Regions from separate parts of the Mus musculus genome. Here region 1 is linked to region 2. A link is a loop called in an ENCODE intact Hi-C map of the cell type or tissue named here. Cell type or tissue: left cerebral cortex. All regions are shown on one strand. Each heading gives the region's core, and the rest is flanking DNA. Links, peaks and the distances in the headings are about the cores only.

The links. Peaks named below come from ENCODE experiments on the same cell type or tissue, not always from the same donor. Only the 100,000 strongest peaks of a DNase experiment are listed, where the experiment ranks them.
Region 1: a loop joins it to region 2, with 2.0 times the contacts of the local background. A loop is called at or near these places in 2 of 42 quality-filtered maps.

The regions. Positions count from the first base shown.
Region 1 is chr6:108,126,824-108,139,165 of GRCm38, reverse strand. All of the region lies in intron 7 of Sumf1 (sulfatase modifying factor 1), which reads left to right. Among named protein-coding and RNA genes, the nearest start is that of Sumf1, 53 kb to the left of the region's middle. In left cerebral cortex, for the core only: a CTCF peak has its summit at 6,691; DNase peaks (open chromatin) are centred at 6,479, 6,626, 7,818 and 8,225; H3K27ac peaks cover 2,223 bases.
Region 2 is chr6:108,316,392-108,328,733 of GRCm38, reverse strand. The region is part of intron 4 of Itpr1 (inositol 1,4,5-trisphosphate receptor 1); the gene reads right to left. Among named protein-coding and RNA genes, the nearest start is that of Itpr1, 110 kb to the right of the region's middle. In left cerebral cortex, for the core only: no CTCF peak of the experiment used is centred there; DNase peaks (open chromatin) are centred at 3,991, 6,877, 7,491 and 10,281; H3K27ac peaks cover 5,130 bases.

The DNA of each region.
Region 1 (12,342 bases), core at 2,294-10,293, 190 kb after region 2:
TGATGTCCTAGGGAATTGATCAGGGAGGCTCTAAGCTCATCCTTTCCGCCTTCTGTGGCACATGGAGTGTTTGTTGTTTGCTTGTTTTTATGGACTCCTCTCTGAACCCTTACCTCTCTGCACATGGTGGACTAAGTAAATTGGCACACACACCAACCAGTCTTCTGGTCTGAGAGCAGCATGGTAATGGGTAGTAACCGTGCTGACTTACTGCCTCTGCCCAGATACTTCTTCCGCATTGCTTGGTTGTGCTTAGGGTTCAGACTGGCTTTCCTTTGTAAGTCCTAAAGCTATGCTTGATTTAGGTTCTACTTGCTATGCTAGATGTCTCTCATCCATAAACCCCTCTGCGGCCTTCTACCACTGCACGTAGAACAAAGACCGCATGCTGCTGGCTGGCTGTCCCTCTCTGTCTGTACGATGCCTTCATAGGCATGTTCATTCATCAAGCATATACTTAGTGCCTAGTCTATACTAGAACCAGGAAGTTGCTTTGGAATTTTTACCTGCTAGAAGACCTTTGGTCATGTGTCCTTTGTGAGGATCTTCTGAGGTATGAGAGTTCAAAGTGGAAAAAGTGTGGTTGTTTCTAGCGGTTGACAGCTAATGTGACTACAAATATGCTTAATGAGTGCCAAGGACAATGCAAAGTGGTTGTACTGTTGGCTTCTCCAGACTTTCAAAAAATAATTTTCTGAATGTGGAAGGACATATGGGAGGGAGGGTTTGGAGGAATGGAAAGAAAGAGAGAAATGTTGTCATTAAATTATAATCTCAAAAATGAAATAAAAATATAATTTTAACTTTGTCCTAGTAGAAGCTGGAAGTCTTTCTGGAGGAAGTCCTTGTGGGTACCCACTGCTGTTTGCAATTCTGGGTAGAGCTTTTCCTACAGCACACAAGAACTACTGAGGCAGAGAAGTCAGTGTGGATGATGTCTACAGTTCCAGTGTCTGGCACCTTTGACGGCATTTGCAAACGTGTTCTGGGGGCGGGTGGGTGTTCTCAAGTGAAAGTGACCACCAGTTCTAGTGCTGAGATGACATTTGTTTCCATCTTCATAATAAACACTTTCTCAGAAGCCCCTGGTGCAACTTCCTGAGCAGGGAGTGGGATACTATATAGTGTCCTCCCCGCCTTCTTCGTTAGGGAATTCAGTCATGCAGGACTCACTGATAACCCTGAAAGCTGAAGACACTCCTGGCCAGCAGGAACTCCAACGCCTGGGGCAGAAAGTTGCTTTATGGAAAGGTGCTGTGTCCAGCCAAACACTCCCTGAGAGTATTTAACTCCTTGGTTTTTATTCTGCTCTCTCCTGACCTGGAAGCTTTTCAAGGTCCTGAAGGTCCCCATAGCATTTGCCTCTTAGTCTTCGTTTTTCTGGGTAAGTATCCCCTTTTATTCTATTATATCTGATATAACTTACAATTCAGGGCAATTCTGTTACTTTCTTCCGAACCACATCAGTGGCAGAATGTCCAGAGCACGTGCCAAAGCACACTGATGCTTGGAGCTTGAAGGATTTAAATTTTGGACCGTGGGAAATTTATGTATACGTTTTGCACTATCTCAAGGGTAGAATCCAAGTGTGCATATGAAATGCTTCCATATCATACATAGCTTACATAAGAGCCTGAAGGTGATTTTAAATACTATTTTGAATAAATTTGTATATGAAACAGCTTATGCAATTGAACCATCAGACTTTCAGTATACTGATATTTGAAAAAAAAAAATATCTTTTAAACCTCAGGGCAGCTCTGTGTAGAAGTGTTCAGCTTGTAGCAGCTTTCCTTTCCAGTAGAGCTGGCTGTTTGTACGTGAAGAGGACACTGAACAGAGAGCTGAAGCAAGAGCTCTGGAGCACCAGTCAGCCCACATTGGCACAGTTCTCTCTGGGTTACGGAGCTGTCCTTGCTGTGGGGGTTGACAGACACAGGGACGCAGTAGACACAGGGACACAGTAGCCAGGCCCTGTTGTCAAGAAGGTTCTTTGGAGGAAAGCCTTGGAAAATCCAGGTCCACTGTGACAAGACTTCCTGTGTGTGTGTAACGTGGAAGAACTGTTTGTTCTTCACTGTGGGAGCTGTGACGGCATCTCAAGAAGAAGCACATCAAATGATGGCAGCACATCACCCTGCTACATCAGTGGGATCCAAAGAGCAGAATGGCAGGGCCGGGCTTTTTAAGGAATTTAGAAGCAAAGTTCCCCTACCACAACCACACTCATGGTTTACAGTTCCTCTGGTCCTTGGAGCCATTGTTTTCAGTTTACCCTCATCCTGAAACACAGTACCTTAGCTCTCCCCCATGGGTGGACATACTTGTTTCCTCTCTCTCCTCTTCTGGCTTTGTATCACTACCCCATTATGGGAGAACTAGAAATGAACATAGATTTCTTTTGGTTAACTAGTTAGGGGCTTTAGAAAGTGACTCACAATTTATGTTTCTTCCTTCCATCTACTTAAAGGGCTTTTATGAGCTCTGTCTTTTATAGTGTATGACACCTGATTGGGCCAGCAATGTTGACTGAGAAGAGCAGGGTTTGCCAGTGGGTGCTTTGTTGTTCTCAGTAATGCGCTTTCTGTTGTACTCAGTAATGACTGTAGTTAAGCAATGGAATAGAGGTCAGAAGCTGTGTCTCCATTTGTAGTTTAAAATGCTACAAGGCCAGAGGTGAGTCATCTCACCCTTGTTGGGCTTACTAGTCCTTCATCTGTTGTCCTGGTTGGTTTTGTCAGCTTGACAAAAAGCTAGAATTTCCTGGAAAGAGAAACTCCAATTGAGAAATGTCTCCATCAGATTGGCTTTAGGCCAGCTGATAGGATGGAAATCTTTCTAATTGATGATTAATGTGGAAGGGCCCAGCTCCCTGGGGCTGGCAGCACCCTGGGCAGGGAGACCTGGGCTGTAAAAGAAAGCAGACTGAGTGGGCCATGGGGACAAGGCAGTGAGCAGCATTCCTCTGCTGCAGGTCTTCCCTTGAGTTTGTACCCTGACTTCCCTTGGTGATGTATATGACTTGAGAGTTATGAGTGAAACCAGCCCTTTCTTCCTCAGGTTGCTTTTGGTCACAGTGTTTTATCACAGCAGTGGAAAGCCTGACTAAGATGTCTGTAAATTGCATTAAGGATGTAGCAAGTTGTTCTCAGGGAACAGGCAAAGTGGGCAACTATTGCTTGCTTTTGACTGGGAGAGTAGAGGACCACTGAAGATGGTACAGCTGATCGTCTAGCAGTTGGCAGGATAGCTTGTAAATGATTTAAATGGAGGGCTGCATACAGGTATCACCGGGTGATGTAATAGTTTTGGGACAAGAGGATGAAATCCTTTGATTCTGCTTCCTGTTCTGTGAGAGAAAATGAACAAAAATTTCAACATCGTGTCCTTGTATTAAAAAGAAAGACTAGTGCTGCTGAGCCCCATGCCTGTAGCATAGTCAGCACTCAGCAAATGCACTCACAAATGAGAGCTAATTACCATTTCTGAGTACCCCTGAGTGGGAGTGTTTTCTTTTTGCCAGTTCTTCTCCTCAGAAACACCTTTTGTTTAATAGGCCAGATCATGGTATTTACCTGTGTTTGCTGAGCAGCGCCACTAGGCACTTGGCGTGAGCTAGGTAAACAAACATCAGCATCACAGGCCTTGGCCGGCAGATGCTGAGCCCTGACTGTGGACCTTATCATTCACACAGCATTGGGTGGATTTCTCCCTACTAATGCCTTAACCTAGACCTCGCCTAGAATCTAGACCCTAAACCCAGATACGCAGTTTTCATTTGAAAGTGTTTTACGCCTTCTTTGTCCCTTTCTGAACCTAAATAGGCTCGTGGGGACCAACAAAGATAACCAGAGCCTCTGACCCCCTTAGTTGTGCCTATAACTCTGACAGGACGGGGCATTGAATTCTGGGTAGAATTTGGGCTTAGATCTTGGGTCATTTGCTTGAGGCTGCTTTGTCTTATCTTGGTTTGGATGGTGAGTGGGCTGACAGCTTAGCACTGTACTGAGGGCCAGACTGTTTCCACCAGACTTGCCATCTCTGTGGGCCTCTTGACCATCTCTTTGTTCCTGAGACTTCAGTGGGTAGATGGTTTTTCTCAATATTTCAGTCAACCCAACATGCCACTCCGTGGCATACACTATACTCTGAAATCTAATACATGGATTTTTAAAAAATAGAATGCCTTTTAAAAATTCTTAGTCAGTTTCATACATGTGAATAATGCATCTTGACCATGTTCATTTCAAACTCCCCTCTTCCATCCCCCCTGGCCACTCCTAATCCTCATCCCATCATGTGAGCACTCCCACCAGTAACCCAGTGGGTTCAGTCGGTGTTTCCTGTTAGAATGTTGAGAGGTCTTGTTGACTTGGTCCTATGTAGGCAACTTGTGTCTACAGTGAGTCCATGAGTATGTCGCATCCAGAAGGCAGCATCTCACAGCTCTCTTCTCATCCTCTGGCTCTTACTATCTTCTGTCCTCTGTTTGCTCATGTTTCTTGAGCCATTGGTGTGGGAGACAGAGGCTGTTGGTATAGATGTCTCATTTGTGACTGAGCCTTAAATAGTAGCATAGCCTCAACACTTTGTCAGATCTGACTTTTTGTTGTACATTTGCAGGTGGAGCTCTGCTTTATTATTCTCAAGTCAACACAGATTAGCATATGTTAGATTCTGACATATATATATATATATATATATATATATATATTTATAATTTCTTATATATGATCAACTCATACTTGTGGACATTTTTTTTCCTTGAGTACTGATCAAGCCGAAGTGGAATCATTGCAGAAAGCTGCCATCTCTTTCAGCTAGAAGCAGGCCTCCATGTGAGCTTATAGATTTGTGTTCATCCTTTTGGGGTTTTGTTTGTTAAGTTTGAGATAGGATTGTTTGCAGTCCAGGCTGACCTCTGTATAACATAATGACATAATTGCTCCTTGGAATGGTTAAAGGGGAGGTTTTTGTTGTAGATATGAGAGAGAGAGAGAGAGAGAGAGAGAGAGAGAGAGAGAGAGAGAGAGAGAGAGAGAGAAACATGAATGAGAGAACAGCTAGAGGCTTCTGGGAAAGTCCAGAGCAGAAAGAGATAGAAATAAACATGGCCATGAGACCTGGCCTGGGCTCTGAGAGAAGGGAGACCAGCAGGGAGTAGAAAAAACAGAATGAGAGGAGCAGGAAGGAGGGAGAGAGAGGGAGGAAGAGGGAAGAAGGAAGAGGAGAAAGGGAGGGAGGGAGAGAGAGATAGAAAGAAAGATAGATTGATAGACAGACAGACTGAATTGCAGGGTTATAAGGAGAATGAGGAGCTCTGGGGAGGGAGTGTGAGGTAGGGGAGGAGGTTAGAAGGGCTAGATGCCAGCCTGGACATTGAAATGTGCTGCAGGTACTTGTCCTGAGGGAGCCTGTAAGCCAGCGTCTGGTCTGCTTTAATATGTTATTAGGCACCATAAATAGCCATTTGTCCCATCAGCCAGTGATAAGGCAAAGGAGTCCATTTGATAGGGAACTGATTTCACAAGTTCCTGAGGAATGCTGGCTTTTATGTAACTACCAGAAATTCTCCCAACATCCATGTTGAGCCCATTTCTGGATATTTGGACTGCCTTTTGGGGTCTGGAATTGGAACTTCATTTGGACCTAATAGCTTCTATTCCTCTATGTGGCTGAAGATGGTGAACTCGGTTTTGATTTGCTGTATATGTGTTGCTGAAGATATAACCGAAGACTTCATGCATGCTTGGGCAAGCAGTCTACCACTATACATGTACCAAGCCCTGTATTTTGGCTTAAACAAAATCATATAAAGTTGTGTAGTACTTTTATTGAGAATGAAAGTCAAAGTCAAAGTGGGTGTGCATTGTTTTGATGCAAGTTTCGTTTCCATGAATTAGAGTGCTTTCTTAAGCACAGCTGTGTAAGTGCTGTAGCACTATCCATCTATGTCCATCCATCCATCCATCCATCCATCCATCCACCCACCCACCCACCCACTCATCCATCTGTCTGTCATCTGTCTATGTGTCTGTCTGCCTATCTCTATCTCTCCTTCATTCCCTCCCCCACCTCTCTTTTTCTACACAGACACACACACACACACACACACACACGAATGTACGCACATCATATCCTTAAAATCTTTCTAACTGTGTGAAAGAAGGTCTGTGTTCTCAGAACCATTTTTCATGGTAATTCATGGAGTGGAGAGATGTGCTGACTTCACCTGGCCTTTGAGCCTCATTTGTAGTCAGGACTCAATTCCAGCTTTTTCAATCCCCAGACTTGTTCAGGTTTACTGGACTTTATTTCAAATGCACAATACAAAGGGCTACTTACTTCTTTGTAGTAATGTTGAGTCACAAGCTACATATGTTAGTCCAGGAAGTGTTAAGAATATGCAAGATGATTTAGGAGGCATGAATTGCTGTGTCATGAGCACCTCTTTCCAAAAGCAAAGGGGAGGGATAAGTTATGTCTGCAGTGTCTATGATTCTGCATAGAATCCTGGCCTTCCTGCCATCTCCAGCTCTTACTTCTGCTAGGTTACTATTAAAATTACCGATGTGGCAAATTCTTGGATTTTGTTGTTGTTGTTAACTCTGGCACCTAACTTGTTAATGAAGGATAAAGTAGCAGTGTGTCACTTCATTTCTGTATCTTCCTTGTAGTGCCTTCCCTCTGCCACACAGTGACTCATTTGTTCTTTCCCTCAAGGCTCTGAAATAAAGCCTGATGAGAAAATAGAACAGTCAAATTATCTTTTCTTCTTAATCAGGTTATACTGTGATTTTTTTTTGACGTGGTTCTGTGGACCCATTTTTAATACATGTGTACGTACATCACACGTCACTCTGGCGTGAGTTCATGGAGATAGCCCTTGATATCAAAAAAGTTCTGCATCTAAGGGTTCCATTAACTAACCTGAAAAATTGTACCCAAAACTGCCCAGACCTTTTGGTCTTATTATTTCTCAAACAATGTAGCATGATAGAGATTTGGGTAATGTCTGTGATGTCAGAAATTATATGAAATCTTGAGATGATGCCAACTACATAGCAAGATGTATATGTTATATGCCAACACTGCTCTGTTTTGCATAAAGGATGTGGATTTGAGTTCCTCAGGAGGTCCTGGGTCCAATCCTCCCCAGATACTGAGCAATGTTGGTATTTCATTTATTTAGCAACATTTATCAGAAATCTCCTCATGTTCCATTTGTGTGTAAAGTTTTGGGCGTTTGTAGACATAGCATCTTTAATTCATGCAGTGGAGATGTTTGAAAAGCAAGTGAACACACCTAAGCACTTAGGAATGCATGTTTATTTAGTCATGTGCAGGGACGCAGTATAGCGTGATGTTTGGAATAATTTAGTTTTAAAGATGGATCCCAGTGTAGCCACCCACTAGTTGAATAGACTGAGGCAGGTTTTAATGCATTTACTCAGTTTCTTTGTCTGTTAGTGAAGAAATAGTAGTCTGGGCCGAGGAGATGGCTCAGAGGGTCAGCTTGCTGTCATCAAGCCTGATAGGCTGAGTTTGATCTTTATATTGTGGATGGAAAGAAAACAGACTCTTGAAGTTTTTCCTCTGACGTCCATGTGTGCTGTCCAAATGGATAACTTAAAAATCTTATGTCTACAAAAGCACTAAGTCAGTTTGGTCTTAAACACAAGTAGCCAGAGACATCTGCAGGATGAGCTAGACAGAAGTCAGGGAAGAACTGCAAGGACCCAGACCTGGGACCACAATGCTCCGATCCTCACTCTTGGTCTTGAGGCCGCTCACTTGTTAAGCTCAAGTGCTTCCGAGAGGCCTCGGAGGTCTCTTAGACTGTGCCTTTACCACCCCAGGCTGTGTCACCGCCTTGCTCAACTATACGTGCACACACAAACACTAAGTAAGTAAGAGGAATTAGAAAAAGCAAAGAAATAGTCTTTTTTTCCAGTCTCTTGAGAGGTTTTCCTGGTACTATGAGGAAAATGTTTAGTGTAAAGCTGGTGTGTAGTAAGCATGTCATAAATGCTAATTATAACTAGTGTTTTAATGTAATCAAAGTTTAAAAGAAATATTTGTAAGCTACAAGCGTACACCTTACTCTGAAATCTAATACATGGAAGAGATTTTTTCTGGACCCTTTTAGAGATGTGGAGAAGAGCTATGCCATCTGTTAGCATGTAGTTATAAATAACACTTCTTCCCGTGGGCAGCCTCTACTTCATACCCAGTACAGGAAGTAAACACTGCATCTCATCCAGTGAGACAGTTCACAGCACTGGGCGCTTAGCACTTACGCATTTTCAGACTGTCCAAATAAAATCACAGAAATCTTTAAGTAGTTCTTTGAAAATAATGTCGAAGTTAAAATGCCATTTGGTATAAGCTAATTGTTATATTCTCCCTTAAGTTGTTGATGAAGTATCAGGCAGAGCACTGGGGTTGCATGAGAATGTGTTGAGTCCCTAGGAAAATGGAATGGTTCATCATTTCCACTTTAAGGGATGCTTAGAACCCTATCTGACCTGGCTTGCAGGACCAGGGCTTTCACAGTCTTATTCTGAGAAGTAGAAGTGATGGACTTTGGAGCAGGTTGTTAAGTCAGTGTAGCTGGTACCCTGTGATTTCCATGGTTCATTTGGGTTCAACTGGAAGTCACCTTTCTTTAAGATGTATGCATCATGGGCTGGAGAGATGGCTCAGTGGTTAGGAGCACTGACTGCTCTTCCCAAGGTCTTGAATTCAATTCCCAGCAACCACATGGTGGCTCACAACCATCTGTAATTGGATCTGATGCCCTCTTCTGGTATGTCTGAAGACAGGTACAGTGTACTCATATAAATCAGATAAATCTTTTAGAAAAGGATGTATGTATTGTTTACAATGACAGAAACTCATTTCTATACATGTTAGTGCAAATCTATTAGGATTGGGTACACCTGGATGTACAGGATCAGCCCAGCTTTCTGAGCATGAAGGAGCACCTATACCTTAGGAGACACTGTCACAGAACAGTGTACTGCTTTCGTTAGACAATGGAAAAGCAGTTGCCTTGGTACAGATATCCATGTGACTTGTTTTCTTTCAGCAATGGCTGGAAAATGCCTCTGTATTTAGGCTGACTGGTTTTTAGCACTTAGACTCTTCATATCCTTAATTTTTAAAATTACCGCTCATTTACCAGAGTTGCGTTGAAACCATTGAATGAGGCATTTAAAAGAAGATTGTAGTTGCTTTTCTGGCATCTTTGGAAGAATGGATACACGGTTTCTCTGGAGACAGTGAGAGTGTGGTATGGTAAAGGCACCGTCTAAGAGCATAGCTCCCATGGAATGGAAGTGGAGGCAGGGCCTCCGAGGCCTCTCTGAAGCACTTGAACTTAACAGATGAAGGACCTCAAGATCAAGAGTGAGGGTCAGAGCTCTGTGGTCCCAGGTTCAGGTCCTTGCAGTACTGCCCTGACTTCTGTCTAGCTCATCCTGCAGATGTCTCTGGCTACTTTGCAGTGTGTTTAAGACCAAATTGACTTTGTGCAGAAGTAAGATTTTAAAGTGATCCTTTCCATCTTTTGTTTGTTGGTTTGTTTCTGAGCTTTACTCCCCTTGTTTGCCAAATCCCAAATCACTGGCGGACAGTTACTCCACAGATATTTAAGTGTAGAGTGGTTGCCATGGAGTCAGTACATGTCTATTGACATCCCCAGTCTCAGATGTGAACGCTCATGGTGAAGTGCTGAACAGAGCAAAGCCCTTGCTGACAGGGGGCCTGCGTTATGCTACCAGAAATACAGGTAGAATGAGGTGGCAAATGCTAGTATGTCTTTTTTTTTTTTCTGTTTCTTGTAGCTGCCTCTTCTTCCTTTTCCTCTTTTTTCTCTCCTCTCCCTTTCACTTCTCCCTTTCCTTTTCCTTGCTTTTTTCTTTCTTTTTTTTTTTTTTTTTTTTTTTTTTTTTTTTTGTTTGCTGATGGGGAGGGAGTCGTATTATATATCCCCATGTGGCCATAAACTTGCTGTGTTACAGGCTGGTCCGGCACTTGAAAGCTTCCTGCCCTGTCTCTGCTGTTATTACAGACGTGGGTCATCACACCTGGATCTGATGCCGCTTCTGACATCAATGTGTATACATGTAGACATGTTTTCTCCTGGCAGGAAGCACGTGCTATTTTACTACAGCAGTTCTCCAACACCAGTGATCTTAGCTCAGGAGTTCTGATGTCCTGGTGTTAGCCGAGAGCCCAAAAATTAAGATCTTAGTCTTATAAGACGAAGTCCCCATTCCAGACACTAGCCTGAAATAGGGCAGTCAGATGACTTCCCCGGCCCCTGTGTATTCATTCATTCCCATAACCACTTTCTCTAGTTTTTCATATATAAAATGTTTGAGGCTAGCCTGGAATATAGTGAGCCTTTCTCACTCACCCCCCCCCCCCAAAAAAAAACCCAGTGGGGATGTGGGACAGGTGAAGCTAATCAGTGTCCTTTAAAATCAGTGACCCAGTCACTCATGGTTCTTCATGAGTTGTAGGCCTTTTCCTGAAAAGACTCTGGAAAGGAAGGCGTATGTGCCTCAGCTGGAACAGCTGAGTCATTTGTGGCAAAAATACGATGCTATATGAGGTAGCCCACACAGACCACCTGACGGCCTGGGCTTGAACCCTGACCCCGACCTGCCTCTGACCTTGGTAGGCTTCTCACCTTGTCTCGTCCTTAATTCTTTATTTGAAAAAAAATGGGGCAAATGACTGAGGGTCTGCACATGCCTGTGCTGGCATGATTGTTAATAGTTAATAAAGCCTTTGTTTTTTAAACATTTATTTAAACGATACATTATAAGGTTACCTTATAATAATGATAATAATTGAACTTATTACAGTGACTGGCCGTTTTACAGATGTAAGACATAAGGCAGTACTTACATATAGTGTGTATGTGATAAGTATCAGCCTCTAGGTTTACTTGCATGCTCCTTATTCTGTGAGTAGAATTAGTGTGTTTAATACCATATTTTATGCATGATCCCAGAAGCAAAAATTGTAGGTTTTTAGACAATGGAGTGCCATCCATCCTGGTGTGAGCAACTTGGATGAAGTTTCAAGGATTCTCTTCCCTTTTGACCTAGCATGAGTAGAACAAACAGAACGAAGGAAATGGCTCTTCTCCTTCACCTCAAAAGCAGGGGGCACTGCTTGAATTCGCCACTGCAGGAGTCTGTGCTTCTCTAATGAGAACCTGGGAAGCTGTTCATTTGGTTTGTGTTTCTCACATAGGCTGTGCTCCTAATTTGAACTTCCCTCTACCTTTGACCTTCCTCTGCCATCACCTTCCCCTTCCTCTTTTAATGCAATAATTAAACTTCTTTCTCTCTTGTTCTCTCTCCTCCTTTCCTCCTTCCCCCTTCCCCCTTTCCCCCTTTCCTTCTTTCTTTCCTTCTTTTCTTTTCTTTTCTTTTCTTTTCTTTTCTTTTCTTTTCTTTCCTTTCCTTTCCTTTCCTTTCCTTTCCTTTCCTTTCCTTTCTTTCTTTCTTTCTTTCTTTCTTTCTTTCTTTCTTTCTTTCTTGCCTCTGCCTCCCAAGTGCTGAGATTAAAGGCATTTACCACCATGCCCAGCTAGGGTACACTTTTCATTGATTCTTTCCTAGGGAATAAATAACATTTCACCTAATTCAAAAAGCTTTATTCTCAGTAGTGCTTTTATGTACTTACTCTTAAAATTCCCTTTCACGTGAATACTGAGCATAAAAGAATTATTGGGACATCTTATTTTGTACCTTGGGAAGAGATTCTGTGACATCTCGAAGATGGTTGATTGCTTAGAGGCAAGGTCAGTTTGAGGGTCCATGGTGTTCTGATGGCGTGGACTCTATGACTGCACAGCCCTCTCTGCTCAATAGCTGTGAGCCTAGGACAAGGCAAACATGTCATTACTCTCAGGCTTCCAATTTCCTTATCCTTAAAATAATACTTCCTGTTTTCAGGTTCATCTTTGGGAATCAGATGGCATAAAAAGGCAGTAATTGTGATGTAGAACAATGTTTTACATTATGGGATGTTTGAAAGCAGAGTGCCTTTCTTTAAAGGGGGTTGGGGAGCGGCAGATTTGATGATCAGCACCCATCACTCCCGCTCTCAGGATGCTGCAATATCCTGGCTTACAGTAGTGGTACTTTGCCTAATAATAGAAGATGGCAGAAGTGGCTGAAGAAACTTGTAGGAACGGTGAGCAGAACCTGTCTTAGTCACACCCATGATGCCCCTATTGCTGTGTTAGTATGCAGGCATGGATGATGTTTTTGTTGCCCTGGGCTGCTGGAACCTTGCCTATGGAGTCCATGTCATCTG
Region 2 (12,342 bases), core at 2,964-10,963:
ATTGCAAAGCCCTCTCTATTCATATAAGAGCTTCCATTCAATGCCCTGTAATTAAGAGGAAGTGAAGATCTGTGTGCATCCTCCAACGTTCAGGAGTATAGTCTGCTCCATCGCTTACATTTTGAATAATTTGGGGGAAATTATCTACATATTTAAGTTTCTTATCTCCACAGGGAATAGCCACAAGAGCTAGATCACAAGTTAACTTTCAAAATGAAATCAGCTACTTCACTTGAAGGCCTCTGAACACATCCTAACACAGTGATGAGTCAATTAAATACCATTGCTGTGAAACAGTGGGCAGGCAAACGGCACAGTCACGCAACACCGAGATGCGGGGAGGCCATGCTGCCCTAAAAAGCAAGCCAGTGTCACACGAAAACAGCAGGGACAGGTTTCACAAATATTATTTTACTTTGAGTGAAAGGTCACAAGGCAGTGATAACAAAATGAGTCTGTTGACACAGAGTGGCCCCATTTATATGAAATTCCTGACAATATCAAAACAGTGGTCACCTCTGTTGGGGAGTGGGATGCTGGTGCTTGGAGAGATCAGATGCGTTTTAGGGAAAGAGTAATTTTCGGTATATTCAAGCATGGGAATGAAATGAGTAGGTAAAATTTAATCAGTGATACATTTAACGTCTGTACATATATATGTGTACATAGATGGACGTATATATACATACATGTATTTAAAAAGACCTCAAACAATGAATTTCTTTTTATGGTTCCATGAAAAGGAAGATCTTGCTGATAAGGAAAAGGAAGAAGAAAAACAAAATTTCCCTTCAAGAAAAAGGTCAAAAGTGTCTGATTTCTATCACTAGAAAAATATGCTTTGTTTGGTCAGGGTTCAGGGTTGGGAGTGGGAAGGGGAGGGGAAAGCGAGAGAGATGACATCACCAACTTCCCCTATGGCTTCAGTCTTCTGTGTCACCAACACAGACTCACTCAGGCAATGCAGTTTTTCAGGCCTGATCCCTTTTGGCCCAGGGGGCCTGCAACAGAGCACAGGACGGCTTTCCTGGGTTGCCGATTCTACCCCAACAGCTGGAATTGGAAGCAACTTGAAAATGTCCTCTCAAACCAAATAACACAATGTCTGGAAATGACATCACGTTAATCAAGTCCATGAAGCAAGGTGCTGGCTCGTCACTGCTGAAGGTCGGCGCTGCACGTCCGACCGTTCTCCAGTCTCCAGGTTTTACTCTTTGTTCAATAGAAAGTCTTAAAAACCACCTTTGAAATTTATTTTCAAGCTTACACTTTTTAACCAAACCCAAAGAATTCACTTGGTTCAAGGAGGTTTTGGCTTGTTTGTTTGTTTTGTTTTGAAGCTGTAATTCAACATAAAGGGAATGAGAGAAGGTTGTGGGGGGAAAAAAAGGAATGCTGGATGGATCTATCCAATAAAAAGAATCTAACACATGGACACATGGAGAGTCGGGGGTAGAGCGAGAAAAGTCACATTTGTGACACAAACAACACTGTAGGCTTTGGGGTGAAAACTCTTGCTATATTGAACTCATTTCACCTCTCAGAGTCAAAAGCAAAGAGATCTCACTGCACCAGGCCTGGTGTTTCAAAACCTGCAGCCTTAGCCACGCCAGCTTATAGCCACCAAAGGGCTTTGGAAGGCTTAAGGCAGCCTGGCATGAAAGGAGTTACATAAGTTACCAGGCTGGTCCTTCCCAGAGTCTCCTGGAAAAGTACACTTTTTTTTCACTACACAAAAGGAAAGTAGGCTGTTTCTGCCCCACGATGTGATGTGCCTTTCACTTAAAGTCAGTAAAACCTGGTTGCAGGCACCATGGGAAGCCTGAAGAGTGTCTGCATCACGGGGACACGGGGACACAAAAGCAAGCCGAGATGCGAAAGCCATCTAGCGAAGCCCTCGGCGGAGCTTGGCAGGTACAGGCCGCTGGCAGGGAAGGAAGATCACTGTGTACACAAAGAAAGAAGCCAGAGGAGTCAGTTGCTCGGGAGCCAGGCCCGTAGCCCCACAGATGATTTCCTCATCTGTGCAGTGGGTACGGACTGGAAATAGAAAAGGAACCAACAGCCGAGCAGAGCTGCCGCAGACGGCTTTGCCTCAGTTCTCCACAGGAAGAGAACAAGGATGCCTGCCCATGTATACTTTGCTATCCCTTTCTTTCCTGCTTGCTACTTAGAGAGACGATGAGAACCTAACCTGGACCACCCCAGGACTGTGCTCCACCCAGCACTCCGAGACAGCTCCTGTCAGGTGGGTGTGGGGCCATGCCCTCACCATTCAGAAAAGATCATTTTTAATCAGCACTCAAACTCATCAGCCTCACTGAGATATTTAAAGACAAACAGATCACTGGACTTTGTTCATTATCTATTTCGTCATTCTTTCTTCCCATCTCACTGTTTTCTTCTCCCAAGCAACCCCTTCCTAATTTCGTGTCACGTGGACAGATAGATTGAAATACGGATCCTACACATAAAGAAAACATGATTTTGCTTATCGCACCAACCTGCAGATAGACCCACCCCTTTTCCTGCGACGTACTGCACTCTCACTAGTATGTGCACCGCTCTTTCTCTATCTGTTCATCTAGGGTTGAGCCTCTATGCTGGTTCCGTATCTGATCCACTGTAACCAGCACATCACAATCCATGTCCCCAAGCATCTTGGTGGCGTGCTGGCTTAGATCCCTTTAGGTATGCACCCAGGAGTGGAAGAGCTGAATCACCGGGTAGTCCTATTTTTAGCTCTTGAAGGAACCTCTAGACTGATTTCCATAGCGATTGCTGCAGAAGTTACATTCCCACCAGTTGTAAATAAGGGCTCCTTTCCCCCACATCCTCACCAACATTTGTCATTTGCTTTCTTGATCGACATTCTGACCAGGGTGAGGTGGAATCCAAATCTAGTTTAAATGTAGTTTTCCCTTCTGGCTATGAAGGTTGAACTTTTTGATGTACAGCTGTTAACTCTTCATGTCTTCCTTCGATGCCTGTTCAATTCATTTGCCCATTTATTGACTGAATGATGATTTTTCAAGGACTTAAACTTTTTACTTTGTTATATATTCTAGGTATTGATCTCCAACTGTACGTGTCACGTGCATAGCTCGCAAAGATTTTCTCGCAGCCTGTACGCTCGTCTCTTGACTCTATCACTTCTTCTACTGTGCCAAAGCTGTCTAATTCCATGCAATCCCATTTGTCAATACTTGGGATAATCTCCCGAACTACTGGAGTCACTTCGAGAAATGTCTTGCCTCTACTTATAACTTCAAGTGTTCCCCTCTGACGGTTTTAGAGTTTCTGATGTTATATTAAGGTTGTTGGTTCATTTTGAACTGAAGGGTGAGAGACAGGGACCTAGTTTCATTTTCCTACATGTAGATATGCAGTTTGCACAGTACCACATTTGATATTTGCACGTATTTATACCTACCCTCAGTGAACCTAACCCTAACTCTATGCCTAGCTAAACAGAAACTATTACATTGGGGCTCACTTTACAGACATCCAGTGTCTGCCCTGAAGATGAAAACTGTTTTCTTACTTTCTTTCATGACCTATGCTTCATGTGCTTACACATTATTTTTAGCCTAGCAAACACAGCCCACTACTAAAGCACTTTTCAAAAATTCAAAATATCTGCCAAGAAGAATGACTGTCAAAATTCTCCTACCACAAAGGTTTAGTACAGTCCTGCCTCAGATGTTGGGGCCTAATCACAAAGTCTCAAGAAGATGCTACAAATGATTCTAACATACAAATGGTGTGCTTTGAAGAACAGAGTTGCTCAATGCTATATGTATTTTGGGCACCATTAATAATCCCTTAGAGGTGAGGACTGCTTTGTACTAAAGGACGCTGCCAGGCTTTAGAGATGGTTATCTCCCAAAGAATCACAATGTAGAATCTTGGCTCCTAGTGCAAAGGTTGTGGTGAGGTCATGGGGCTTATGATAGTTAATCCTTACTGTCAAGTGGATTCAGAATCACCATGGAAACACGCCCCTGGATGTGCCTATGAGGGTGTTTCCAGAAATGCTTAATTGTGGAGGGAAAAGACCTACCCTAGATGTGGGTGGCACCATCCTACAGGTTGAGATTCAAAACAGAGGAAATGAGCTAAGAGCAGCACGCATCTGTCTACTCCCTGGTTCTGTTCTGACGTCTTTTTATCCTGATGGCACGCCTATAGCAACATGATGGACTGCAACCGTAAGTCATGGGCCAAAACAAACCTTTCTTTCTGGAAGTTCCTTTGTCAGGGATTTTGTTAGAGCAGTGAGAAACGGAGCTAATCTAGGGCTCCAGTCTCCATTCACCAAACAGTTGAATGTTATCTTTTAGGAGTGAATCAAATCTGGTAGATTCAATTAGTTCACTCAAGGAAGGCTGTTACAGAGGGAGGCTGGCTCTTCTCCAGTCTCCTGCTCTCTTGCCCTTCCAAGTGCCAGTTCTGCAGAGGATATTAAGCCCTTACAAACACTAGAATCATGAGCCAAATAAACCTTCTATCTCCTGAGCTAGCCAATCTCAGGCATTTTGATACAGCAATCTAGAAGAGGTGCTAAGCAAGCATCATCCTTGGGCTTTCAACCATAGTTGTCAATTGCACTCCACTCCTGCAGGAGTTGGCCAAATGTCCTCCGGGGGATGAAATCACTTCCCATGAGAATTGTAAAATTAAGCTTTCCTCCCCACTTTTTCTACAAACCAATGTCCTCCAGCTATAAAGGAGAAGGTGACTGATGAAGACAAGACTCGGGCATAGGGTATGTTAGAACCTTTAGAATGATGTCTCAGAAGCATCATGCCATCCAACATAATGAATGTAATTCACTTTCTAAAATTACTTCCCCCGTCTAAAACCCCATAGGGATGTGTTAGTCACTGGGGCAGCCTTCAAAGCAATGCAGTTCGTTGGCCCATCATTTGGGAAGTTGCATCATGAAGAATGCTTTCCATCCAGCTCTCCATGGTGGTTGCCATTGGGAGCAACTCTTAAGATTTTATACCACATGTCCTACCATATAGTAGATGGTACCAGGGTAGATGGATGGGCCTAGGAACCTTCATTTCTCATAAATTCTCCAGGTGACTCTGATTCAAGAGGCCGCAACATATTGAGAAACACACAATGTAAAGGTTGGCTGAGTTTTCAAAATACAGCACTTCTCAGATTGCACCATGCAGCCAGCTTGCCTGGAGATCTTGATAAAATATGATCTTTGATGTAGGCTCAGGAGAGTCCAGGCACCTATATTCCGAAAAAGATCCTGGTCTAAGACTCACTAAAGAACAGAACTGCCACAGACTTGAGTCACTAAGTCACTGCCAGCAATCAGGGTGGATCTCCCAGTCTAAGGACATCTTAAACAGTTTGTCAGTGCAAATGAGCAGATGCTTTGAAAACTACTATTACCCGCTGTAGAAAGAACTTCAGCCACATGTGTCAGCCCTTCATTTGGCCCATCTGTCTCTCCTGTTCCATTTCTTTAAAATGTACCCCCTCCATGAATACACCACTCTGGCCCTCTCCATGTCATTACAATTCTCAAGTATGTGCCATGTATCACCCTTCTGGGCCTTTACCAAGTAGGCTCTCTCTCTTGTAGAAACTGTATTCCACAACACCTTACCCACATCAGTACCACTACATGCCAAGGACTATCTTCACTCATCAATAACAGTCTGAACTCACCTCAAAGTCAAGTTCTCCAGGTTCTAAAGAAGCCTCTCCTGTCCTACATCCTACCCTGGAGAGCTTTTGTACTCTAGAACTGCCTTATAACTAGAATATATGTATGGGTATGTTAGATGTTAAAAACATATATGATACAATCAGAAAACACCTTTGACTTTCATCGTCCACTGTTGTTTTAAACTTCACCATGCCTCTGGTGAGAGGAAGAGTTGCTAAAGAGACAACTCAAGACATGAACAGTCTCTGGTCCCATGAGCAATTAAAGCTCCCAGTACTGTCTCAAGCTAAGACTCTACTACCTGCCTCCCTGGCTCTCTCCTGTCTTATATTTCCCTCCATTATCCTGAGGGCATTCCCGTGTTCCATCCTCTCTGGTTCCATCTGTATCGTAGAGCAAACTGAGCCACAGGAACACCTTTCACCCTTCTGGCCCCAAGGGCAGGAAATTAAAATATAAAGGCTAACTTCTTCATTCACGGACACACTTTTCCTAGATTTTTATTCAGAAAGAGTTGAAAAGTTATAGGAAGCTTACAAGGTAAACAGCATTAAACCTAGCACCAGCCTTTCAACATTTCACTCTTAGTGCATACGCATATGCATGTGTGTTGGGTTATGGTGGTAGAGCATTTGCTTATCACGAGTAAGACCCTAGCTTTGCTCTCTCACATACAGAGATATATGCACATATACAGATATGTACATAGTAATCTCATGTGTACATGAAATTATTTCCAGAATCTCACATCATGAGATTGAGTTGTATACATCATGCAAGATTTAATGTAAGATATATGTATTCCTGGACAGCTATCAGTTCCACCAAATTTAATGTTAATGGTGTTATGTTTATGTTACTTATGGTTCACATTCCCGTTTTGTCATTTAACTCAATGTTTTCCCAGCACTCTCTCTGACCTCCAGTTCAGGATCCAACTGAAGATCAGTACTGTACTTAGATACTATCTTTCAACAGCTATTTTTTGTCCAGACTAGGAAAAAAATAAAAAGAAAGAAAGAAAACATGTTTGTTCCTCCTTTGGGTTTATCTGATGTTTCCTTATGGTGAGATTCCAGCTGGAATACTACATACAGGATTTGGTTTCCTTCGCAGGGCCGCCCATCTGAAGACTCCCAGTGGCCATCTGTTCTCACTGGCACTTCCACAGGCATCTTGGTGATCAGGCTGACATTGCTAGAGGTCCCTCCCCTGCATTCCCATATCTGAAGCACAGCATCTGTTCCTTAGGAGCCTGAGCCTTCCTCCCATAGGCTCCACCTCCTGTGGTGCTTTCTTCACAGCTATAGGATTCCTAGACCAGTTCCCTCACTTGTACCCATTCCTGGAGAAATCAGGAGGCCCTTACTTAGTCAAACTGCTGCCAACATAGAAGAGAAAGGCTTCTTTATTCCACTTGTCATGACAGCTAGACAGCCCTTGTCAAACCCTAGACATCTGCTTTCATGGTCAGATCCCTCGACTGCCAGGGGTTCACATCGAAAATGTCAGCATCAGATAGCCCAGGCAAGATGCTCAGCCACTCAAGGTCAACTTCAGTTACATAACAAGTCAGAGGCCAGCACAGCTATGTAGCACTCCATCTCAAAAGAAAACAAGAAAATTGCATATGCCTTTATGCTCCCAAATGAAGAAAACATAGAAGCAGCTCTCTGAGAAACCCACTTGTGGCTTTTTTTCTGCCAGTGCTTCAGCTAAGCCTCTGACCTCCATTCTGTCTTCTTGACCTCTTTCCTGCCTTCATAACTCTATAAACCCCAAAGCACAAACCCTGGGTTCATTTCATTCCAAACAGCCTCCTTGCCAGCACATATGCCTGCAATGTATTTGCCTCCCACAGGAAACATATATTCAGACACAATCAAAAACTCATTCTCAGAGCAGACTTCATCTTATTTCCTTCCCCCACATACTCTCTTTTCACTTTCTTGTCTTTTAGACAAAAGTAGATATTTTATTATTTTATGTAATGTGTCTCTGATGTTCTACTTGCATGTGTTACGACCAGTAAGCTTAAACATCTTACACATAGCCACTTTTACTAAGATTTCATTCAAACCTAACAAAATACACAATATAGTTTAGCAGTTTTGAGACAATTCAGAGTTTATATGATCACTACTACAACACAAATATAGAGTATTTGTATTATTACCCTAGGGGCAAAAACAAAACAAAACCCATGTCCATTAGTAGGCACTACCCATTCTCCCATGCTTTGAGGCCTGATAACTAGCAATCTACTTTCTAAAAGTGTATGGATTCTGAACACGTCACATAAACAGAGACTTTGCAGCCTTTTGCAACAAGGTTCATTCAATCATTATTACATGTGTAAGGTCCATGCACAATGAAGCATAGATCAGCATTTCTTTCCTCTTTATGCATGAAAAATATTTCATTGTGTTTGTTTCTCCATTTATCAATCAACAAACCTCTCTGCTATCTCCATACTTTACTTATCATTCATAAAGCCACTATGAATATCCATTCTTTTGGTTAGATGCCTTGAAGTGTGTCTGCTCGGTCATATGGCTTGGCTATGTCTGACCTTTTGCCTATGTGTTTTACAAAGTCACTGCACAATTTTAAACACTCTAACCGTGCCATATGATGATTACGATTTCTACAAGGTCTTGCCAGTATTTCTTTGTTTTTCTGCCATAGCTTCTTTTGTTTTGCTTTAGATAGTGTTTAAGTGGCCAATGATGGCCTCTACCTCCCTAAGACAAAAGACTATAGACATGTAGTAGCATCATGTCCAGTTCTGTACTGAGGAATGAACCTCAGGCCTTGTGCATACTACACAAACATTCTGATGCTGAACTGTATCCCCAGCCTATAGCAACATTCTTTATGGTCCATCTTCTTTACAGCAACTGACTTCCAATTATGGTTAAGATCTGCATCTTCCTAATGAGTTAACGATTCAGAACATCTTTCAAAATTTCTAGTAATTGTGGAATTGCTTTGGACAACTGTGTTTTCAAATTGGTTTACTTCTATTTCAACTGTTAGGATGTGATCATTCTCTATGTATTCTGAATGCTAGTTCCCAATCAAAACCTCATTAATAAATATTTCCTCCCTTAGTTGTGTTTTGAGTTTAAAAGATGCTCAGTTTTTCTGTACTTACTTTTTCTTTCTTCTTCTTTTTTTTTTTTTTGTTTTGTTTTGTTTTGTTACTACCTGCCCAAAACCATGAAGAATTAAAGCTGTATTTTGTTTTCAATAGGAGTCTCATAGTTTTATGTTTTAAACATTTGGTCCATTTTTGTATTAAACAATTGCTATTTTGTATTAACCAATTGTTGCTAAACCAACAGAATTCATAACTATAGTGTGAATTTTTATACCCACGTGTGAGTATAGTTCTCCACCCCAGTCAAGTAAACTTCTCTTTGCAACAGACGGGTACCACTACTACAACCAATGACAAAGCACAGTCATGGAGCCCAGTACCACATGACACATCTACAGCCCAGCTTCTGCACCTAAGGCTCAGGGGTAGCTGCAGAGGAGGGGCTGAGGAAACAGAAAGCTTTCTGTGAGATTGTGTCCCCTGAGAATATCAGAGAAGTTGCAATCCTGACATCTCACCACCATGGCTACCTAAAGAAGACCGGAGCAAGGATGAGGCCAATAGACATGAGGGCATAGACATGATGTAGAAGGAGGGAATTTCACTTGGCTCCAACCCTAGATAAAGACTGACCAGCCAATAAGGAATGCTGAGAGCCAGAGAAATAGTCTTCTATATTCCCACATCTGTAGAAATCCCATTGTCTTGGTAGCACTTGCAGGAAAAAAAAAATCTCCAATGTAACTCATCATTTTGGAATCTGCTAAAAATCAGCTGGCCACAGATTACAGGTTTCCTTCCCCTTAACTCCTAGAACACATGATTCGAATCAACCCAACCCACTCTACACCCAATATCACCAATAAAGGAAAAAGTAGTATCTCAATTATCAACTTAAAAAATAAATTCTAGGTGTGAGGCAGGCAGCTCAGACATGTACTTTTGAGCACCAGAGGGAGAAAATGCTAAAAACTCACCAGGCAAGTCTAAAAATATAATCACAGAGATTTGGGGGGAAAATCATATAATTTCTCTAAAATTAGGCAAACATAGCACCTAATAATAGAAAAATGCACAAAGTGCTATTCATTATGAAGTGATATACCTGGGTATGAAAATCTAGCTTTGCAGAGACAAGAGGAGGAGGAAGAAGGGCCCTCAGCCTGCTGATACACAGGCAACAGGGCATTCCATGGCCACTTTTCTCTAAGAACTTCCCAGGCAATGAATACAATGCCATATTTGGTTAAGTACCTCTGACCAAGTTGTCTTCCAGAAGTAAAAACAAATGCTAGCACCAGGTTCATTTTGCTGAGGACCACAAAGGCGCAATGTGGTTTCATACGTTACAACACACAGCCAAGAAACTAAGTGGTGCTCATGTTGCTACCTCTCCGTTAACGAGCTGTGAAGGCAAATGATGCCCCGTGGGGCTGGTGAGTTCTTATGACACAACCCTAACATCGCTCCAAGGTCTGCATCTTCCATCGCTGACTTCATACTCTCAGTATCCCACACTTCATCTCATCCTCTCCACACCACAATTCCTCAACAGCCCACAGGCCATCATCTCATGTGGCAGATTCAAACATTCACATATAATTAAGACATGCCAGGAAAATGTTTCTAACTTTGAAACTAAAACTGAAACTGGTTTAAATCATTCTTTTAAATACCACAAAATAGGAATGTCCAAAGTGATAATGTTCTTTCTGAGCTCTAGCCTGGGCCCTTCAATGAGCCTGTCCACATTTTCCACCGAAGGCCTCTGCGATGGTTGTAAGGTTTCTTCTCAAATCATTTGAAAATTTAATTCCATTGTGATGACACTAAGAGGTGGAACTTTTAAAGGGTCCTTAGGTAATAGGACTCATGGCATCAACTCAAGAGTAGGTTCCAAATAAAAGCAATTTTCTGTTTCATGTGCACTTTCTTGCCCTTCTGTTACATTATAACACAGCACAGAGACTCTTGCCAAAAACTGGTGACGACTTCTTAGACTTCCAGAAGAGTGGGATAGAAATTGCCTTCAGAAAATTTGTAGTAAGCCATCACAGAAGTATACAACAGCCCGAGACAGTGTACTAGCCAGTGTTCTGGTACTGTAATAACTGAGATGAATGTCAAGTGATCAAAACAAAGGTTTATTTGGATGAAAAACCCATTCATCTCATAGTTACCTCATGACTGGGATTGGGGAGATCAAAACAGAGGTGAGGGTGGGAAGGAGGAAGAGGAGAAAGAAGGAGACATACCAAGGTCCCACAATCCTCTTCTACACATAACCTCAATGACTGGAAGATATCAAACTAAGCCCTACCTCTCCAAAGTTCAAACTACCTCCTTTGGTTATCAGCAAGTTGAAACATGAAGTTTTGACACATGAGTCTTTCCAGAATGTTATAGGTTCAAATTACTGCCAAGCTAGTCATCAATGGTTTTCAGAACCCAAGTTTGCTCTGATTTCTACACCATACCCTTGATGTCTAGAACAGCCCTCCTAAATTTTGGTCTTAAATGTCTCCTCTAGGCACCTGTGTTGAGGCTTTGTCTCCAGGATAATGCTACTATTTAGCGATGGACCCATACAGAAGTAGAATCTGGTGGGAGGCCTTCAGATCATTTGCCACAGAAACATAACAGGGCCCTTCCTTAGTTCCTTTCTCTTTTCTCTGTAGATCATGATATAAACCAGTTTGATAATTTACCAGCCCCCACAATTTTGGACTGCCTTACTATTGACCCAAAGGTCAACTGATCGTTGACTTTGTAAGAGTGTCTCTTTGTAAACTGATTGGCTCTGGTGTTTTGTTATAATACTGGACAGCTGCCTACCACAGGTGCCAGTTGCCTATCTTCTTTATAAACACCCAAATGTCCCCCTTCCTTGGTAATGAGAGCCAGGAATTATCTTCCCAACTTGGGAACACCCATAACACTGTCCTCCCTCTTAACAAGGGTTCTTATAAATGGCCCTGGCCCAATTTGACTACACTAGGAGTGATGTCTTCCTTGCCTACCCTTCCTCCAAGCTCCACAAAATACCTTCCACACTGTTCTGTACGCATGAGCTAATAGTTGTTTCACTTAAGGAAACATTATTTTCAGTAAAAATCTGACTGCTCTTAGACTTCAGTCTAAAACCCACACACAAGATTCTATCTGGCCTCTTCAGTGTTTTAAACAGACTCATATTAATTGCTACTATTTGGAAACTCAGTGATTTCACATTAAAAAAAAAACCCAGCTCTCCAGCTTTTCAGTAACAAGCAAAGAAGCCAAACAAACCAGTGTTTGGCAACACTCTATGGCAGCAAGCAGCTGGAAGCAAGAGGACCTCTTGAGTCTGGCCATAGAATTGCTTGCTCATTTGCTCTGTCCTCATTGCGTTTATTTACTTGCTTACTGTTCTATCGACAGTCCTAACTCAAGCTTGTTGAATATGCATTAGCCACAAAGCCCCAGTGACATATCAGCACACAGAGATAATCAGGCTGTAAGCGCCAGCATCCTTCTACTCACCCAGAGAAACAATAAAAGT